Linked DNA regions of Homo sapiens: region 2 is linked to region 1. The links are chromatin contacts, found by Hi-C or POLR2A ChIA-PET in ENCODE. All regions are on one chromosome and are shown on one strand. Each heading gives the region's core, a stretch centred on a gene start or an enhancer-like site at or near the end of the contact. The rest is flanking DNA. Distances are from core to core; before and after follow the strand shown. Region 1 holds the start of ZNF343 (zinc finger protein 343). Region 2 holds the start of AP5S1 (adaptor related protein complex 5 subunit sigma 1).

Region 1 (2,750 bases), core at 70-2,569:
TTGAAGTCTAGCTGTGGAGCGCCACACGCTTAGCCAGCTGGGCCAGTAATGATGTCAGCAATGGCCAATCCCTGTGGGGTCTGACAATTCTCAAAGTGTATCCACACATAGGGTTGAGGGGATGTAGATGAAACAAAATTGGCCATGAGTTAACAAATGTGGAATCTGGTGACAGGTCCGTGGCAGTTCACTGAATAGCTCTACTAGGTAGGTTTAAAATTTGTCCCTACGAAAAAATTAAAAATAAAATTAAACGCCTGATATCCAGAACTCACCATATGCCGGAAGTGATTTGGATTGTTAACTAGAAGCCGTCAGAGTTCCCCACCAGACCTAACCCTTCACAGCCCCAAACCAGATGTTTGGCCCTAACATGTGAGGGAAAAGCAGTCCAGGAAAGGAGTCAGCCAGACGGGCCACCCAGATGACGACCAAACCCAGGAACTTTGCCACAAAGCACAGGGGGCACCTCCCACATGACACACCTTGAGACAACAGGTCCCAGAGAAAAGACCTGCCCCCATTCAAAAGAGCTGCCTAGATGCCTGTCAGAGTGATACAGCCCACCACTATCAGAGGACGAAACCTCCCTCACCTCCCTAAAAACCCCAGGGACTCCTGACCCAAGACACTCGCCCAGGCCCTCTCAGGATATTTTGACCACGTCAAGCTCACCTCCACTTCCAACCCCCCAACCCCTAATAAACCAAGGTCCATCAAGCATCAAGGCCTGAGACGGCCTCCCCCTAACCACCCCGGTCACCACTCGGGACATATCCAGCCCCACCCAAAAAACAGAAAAACTCGGTGATGCAGGACTCAAGACGCTCCCCAGCCAAAAACCACCCAGGGATGTGCGGACCTAGCCACGTCCCCACCCCAGCCGCGGGGATGTTGGTCCATTTGGCCCTGGCAGAACTCAACCCCACAGCCCAAATAAACCCCAGGACGCACGACTGGGGCCGCCCTCCGTATTCGAAAACTGGTTGACCCAGAATAATCCCGCCTGGTTCAAGACAGGCATTAGAGTTCTAGGTCACTCTCGTCCCCCCGGGGGGAAAAAAGGTCCGCGGAGGTCCGGGCAAGCAGGGGCTCACCCCATCGCCTCGCCCCAATGAGCACCGCGAGCTGCGCCCTCTCCTCCAAAAACCAAATATCTCCAACCCGCACTCCCCATTGGCCACACTCTACCCCGCGTCCTAACCTACGCTCGGCCTTTCCCGACCCTCCTTTCCCCACGAGAGAGGGCATCCTGGGGCCAAGGAGCCGCGGAGGCCGCGCTCACCAGAGCCAGCGTGCCCGGGATCTCGGCCACCGACCGACGCCAGAACTACAATTCCCAACATCCTCGCAGGCTTCGGCTCCCATTGGCCGCCACAGAGCCACTTCTGGGCCGTGCAACGGTTACTTTTCCAGGACAGTGACCACTGCAGTGACAGCCTCTCCGTCTCTTCTTAAAATACCCATGTTGAAAACAGGTTCTGGCTCCCGAGTGAAGTCTCTGTCCCCTTGGCCCATTCTGCAAAAAAAAGACTACACTCCCCACAAGCCTCTGCGGCAGCTTCCGCAGGCGCTTCCGGAAGCTGGGGTCAACGAGAGAAGTCATTTCCGATTGGCGAATCTAGCGGGAGCAATGCGCTGTCTGTCAGGCGTGTGTTGGGTACAGAGTTTACTGCACCGGACCACCTGAATTCCCTGGGCTGAGGCTCCATAGCACGCGAACTACCTTGCGTGAGCACTATGTAGATTCGACTTCGTGTTGCCTGTGACACACAGGCAGGGCAAAGCCGCCTCCCAGCGTCTCAGTTGAACCCTTACCCTCAACACCAGTGCACTCCTGTGGGTGGCCTGTAGTCACCTTTCTTGTCGAAGTCCTCAAAGTTAGGGACAGACTCTCATCCAGTTTCTGGAGGGTGGAAGCTTCACTCAGGCTGGAGTCTGGCTCTCTGGCCTCTTATCTAAGATCCCGGTTCAGATCTGGGCTACTAGAGCCGGGCGTGGTGGCGCGCGCCTGGGATTCCTGTAACCCCGAGGGAGGCTGAGGCTGAGGCTGGAGGATGGCTTGAGCCCAGGAGTTAAATGTATATATTTTAAAACTAATAATATTTTTAAAACTGGGCTACGCTGGTACCTTCTGCAACACGGCAATTAGGGGTTTGCAGATCAGACCTTCAGCTCATAGGAGGCGCGTTTAAATCTTAATGGCAAATACAAATTGAATTAAATTTTACTTGTTACTGAAGGGGAAATAAACCTGACCTCACGCCCTTGGAGTATTTCCATGAGAAATCTATGTATAAGTGCTCCTTTGATATGTACCTGATACTTTTGAAAGGCTGAATAAGCACCTGCCAACTTTACAAAAGAGGAATGTTTCCCCCAAAGGCCTGATGAGCCATCTCTTTGAAATGTAAACAGTGAAGAAGATAGTGCCCTTATCTCCCTGTCACCTTGGGAGTTTAGCTTAGGTGCCTAGCTCCAAACTCGTAACTGCCCGCTTGTCACAGATAAAAGTTTTATTTTTTCTTTTTGATAAAGGCAATTAACTAGTGTAGATGGCTACTCCAATTACCAGGTGAATTTAGAATGAATTATGAAAAATTGTATAGCAAACAATGTCAAATCCTCTTACAAGGGGGCAAATTACCATTAATTTTGAGGACATGTTTGTAATAGATTGTATCTGCCCAACTAGATAAAAAGTAAGATCTCTTTCTGTCTGGCATCTGATTAGCAGATTGTCTACAATG
Region 2 (2,750 bases), core at 130-2,629, 1.3 Mb after region 1:
GGACAGGAAAGGCCAGGCGTGGAGACTCACGCCTGTAATCCTAGCAATTTGTGGGGGAGAAGCGGGAGGATCACTTGAGCCCAGAGTTCAAGACCAGCCTGGGCAATACAGTGAGACGCTAACTCTACAAAAAAATTTAAAGTAGCTGGATGTGTTGCCTGCCTATAGTCCCAGCTACTTGGGGGGCTGAGGTAGGAGCATTGCTGATGGGAGCGGGCAGCGAGGCTGCAAAAAAAAAAAAAAAAAAAAAAAAAGCCGGGAAAGGGAATTCTAGGCTGGGGGAACAGTCAGTGGGGGAGGCTCCGAGGCACATTTGGGGGACAAGGCTGAAGCCATTCACATGCCAAGAGGTAAAGGAGGTGCAGCTTCATGGTCGCGGTGGGGGTGGTAGTGGTGGTGGTGGCTGGAGGAACACATGCAAGTCAGGCAGTGAGGCCCAGGCAGGCCTTGTGGGGCCCCCAAACACCAATGGGCCAAGCCTCCAAGTTGGGGCTTTTACGTAAGGCTCTATAGGGGTTAGCGCCAGAGTGCCCCTTTCAGGTTTAAGGTATAAACCTCTTCCCTGTTGTTTTGATGGCCTCCAGTCAAGAAGGGGGCTTGCTGGTCAGCCCTACTAAGCGTTCGCCCTGGGCGACACTCTACAAGGTTTTACTGGGGCCCAATGAAATTGACAGATCTGCCAGGGACACACACTGAGAGTCCAGAAGCAGCGTTCGAATCGTTCTGCGCCGAACCGAGTGACAGCATTAAACCGCTGCAGGAACCCACAAATTCAGAATCTGCGCAAAATACACATATTTGTATTTAAAATCCGCGCAAAATACCCATGTGCCTAAATACACATATTTCCCTCCAAAGTCATAATTTCCGGGGGTACAGCCCAGGAATGTACATTTGAACTGGTGCCCCAGTGATTCTCACGCATGTTGGCTAGATAAGAACTCAGCCGCAGCCCGTAGCTGCGCGGCCCGGCCTAGGTCCACCCGCCGCCCGTCCCGGAGCCTCCTAAGGCCGCAGGCGACGCGCCCCGCCCTCCGGGGACAACTAGGCCCCGGCCTTTTCCGCAGACTCCGCGCTCCGAGCCGCGGCGCCCCCTCGCGGCCGCCGGGGTCGGCAGCCTGGGGCTCCGCTGATCTAGGGCAACGAGCGGGGGACGCTTCGAGCCCGCAGCGAGAGTGACCAGCATGGTCCCTGCCGGCAGCTCGGGGCCGGAGGGTTTTGACTGCAAGGCCAGCCCACGCCGAGGGTCCAAGCATCGGGATATGCCGCCAGCACCTGGCTGCTGCAGCACCGCGCTGGACATGAGCGCTCCGCCCAACCCGACGGCGTCAGCTGGCGCGCGCGCCCGCGACCGACGTGCGCAGGCGCCCACGGGCCGCGCAGCCGCCATTGCTCTCCTGCCACGGAGGGGAGCGCTTGGTGGCAGTCCGCGGGCCCGGACGGAAGGCTGAGGCGACGCCTCGACGACAGCGGACCGGAGCTGCAGGGGCAACACATTCAGGGCGGGGTGCCCCATTTAGGCCTGGCTGACCGGAGTAAGAAACTACAACCCCCGAAGTGCCTTGCGCCTCAAGGTTACGGAGGCAGTGACGTAAGCTGTCTTGACCGCTACCATTTCTCTAGTAGAGGCGGGACGCGGCGGCGCGGAGTGATGACGCGCTCTGCTGGCGGCTGGAGGGTTGCGGAGGTCAGCAATTGGGTGCTGGGCTCCGGTTCTCGAAGTGCCTTTGCGAACCTGCTATTTTACCAGTTTAAACTGACGGTCTGTTTAGCCTTAGCTACAGATACCCACTGACTGTGTACCCGCCGCCTTTCAACCCCCGGGCCGGCCACTGAGCCAGCCAGATAACCATTACTATTATTTAGTTTCTATTTTGAAACAGTTTCAGGTAACTCCTGTATGCACTTGGATGAGATTCACAAGTTGTAACCTCATTTGCCCCATTTACCTTATTATTTCCTCTGTTTTTCTCTCTGCCTTTTTTCTTCCCTGGACCAAGTGAGTTAGTTGCAGATATGAAATCCTGTTTCCTCTATATTTAGAGGCCCATCCGTGTTTATTTTCTAAAAACAAGGACGAGCTCCTGCATTCAAAATCGGGTAACATTGGTCAAGACTTTTTCTGACCCATAGTCCATATTGAAATGTTTTTAAAGTTTTTATTAGTGTCCTAATAATGCCCTTTATGGAAATTATCCTTTTGTTTTTCTTTCTTTTTTTTTGAGACAAGAGTTTCCCTCTGTCGCCCAGGCTGAAGTGCAGTGGTGCGATCTCGGCTCACTGCAGCCTCCCCTCCCGGGTTCAAGCGATTCTGTGGCTTCAGCCTCTCAAGTAGCTGGGGTTACAACCATGCGCCACCATGCCCGGCTAATTTATTTTTAGTAGAGATGAGGTTTCACCATGTTGGCAGGCTGGTCTGGAACTCCTGACCTCAAGTGATCCGCCCACCTAGACCTCCCAAGGTGCTGGGATTACAGGCGTGAGTCACCACACCTGGCCCAAATTACCCTTTTCTTGGTCCAGGACCCGATCCAGGAGTACACGTCGCATTCAGCTATCTGGTCTCTTCAGTCTCCTTCGGTCTGGAGCAGCTCCTCAGGTTTTCCATGACCGCATGACCTTGACGCTTTTGAAGATACCTGTTGTTTTGTAGAACTAGGTTTAGGGTGGTCTGAGATTTTTTTTGTTTGTTTGTTTGTTTTTCTTTTTTCTTTTTTTTTTTTTTTAGTTTATGCCTATTCTGCTTATGT

The links. Hi-C counts contacts between places; a loop is a spot of excess contacts on that map. ChIA-PET counts read pairs that join two places held with the same protein, here RNA polymerase II (POLR2A). Pooled maps may share reads with other maps.
Region 2: a pooled map shows a loop between it and region 1 (9-fold over the local background). The contact joins the promoter of AP5S1 here to the promoter of ZNF343 in region 1. A Hi-C loop is called at or near these places in 5 of 50 pooled maps. POLR2A ChIA-PET finds 5 or more read pairs at or near these places in 2 of 52 experiments (GM12878 and T-cell).

What each region holds. Positions count from the first base shown.
Region 1 is chr20:2,507,596-2,510,345 of GRCh38, forward strand. ZNF343 (zinc finger protein 343) reads right to left here and starts at 1,320. Exons shown (of 6, transcript NM_024325.6): 1 at 1,286-1,320. RefSeq lists enhancers at 585-644, 1,295-1,604, 2,146-2,741.
Region 2 is chr20:3,819,168-3,821,917 of GRCh38, forward strand. AP5S1 (adaptor related protein complex 5 subunit sigma 1) reads left to right here and starts at 1,380. Exons shown (of 3, transcript NM_018347.3): 1 at 1,380-1,591. RefSeq lists a silencer at 904-1,183 and enhancers at 1,180-1,883, 1,424-1,763.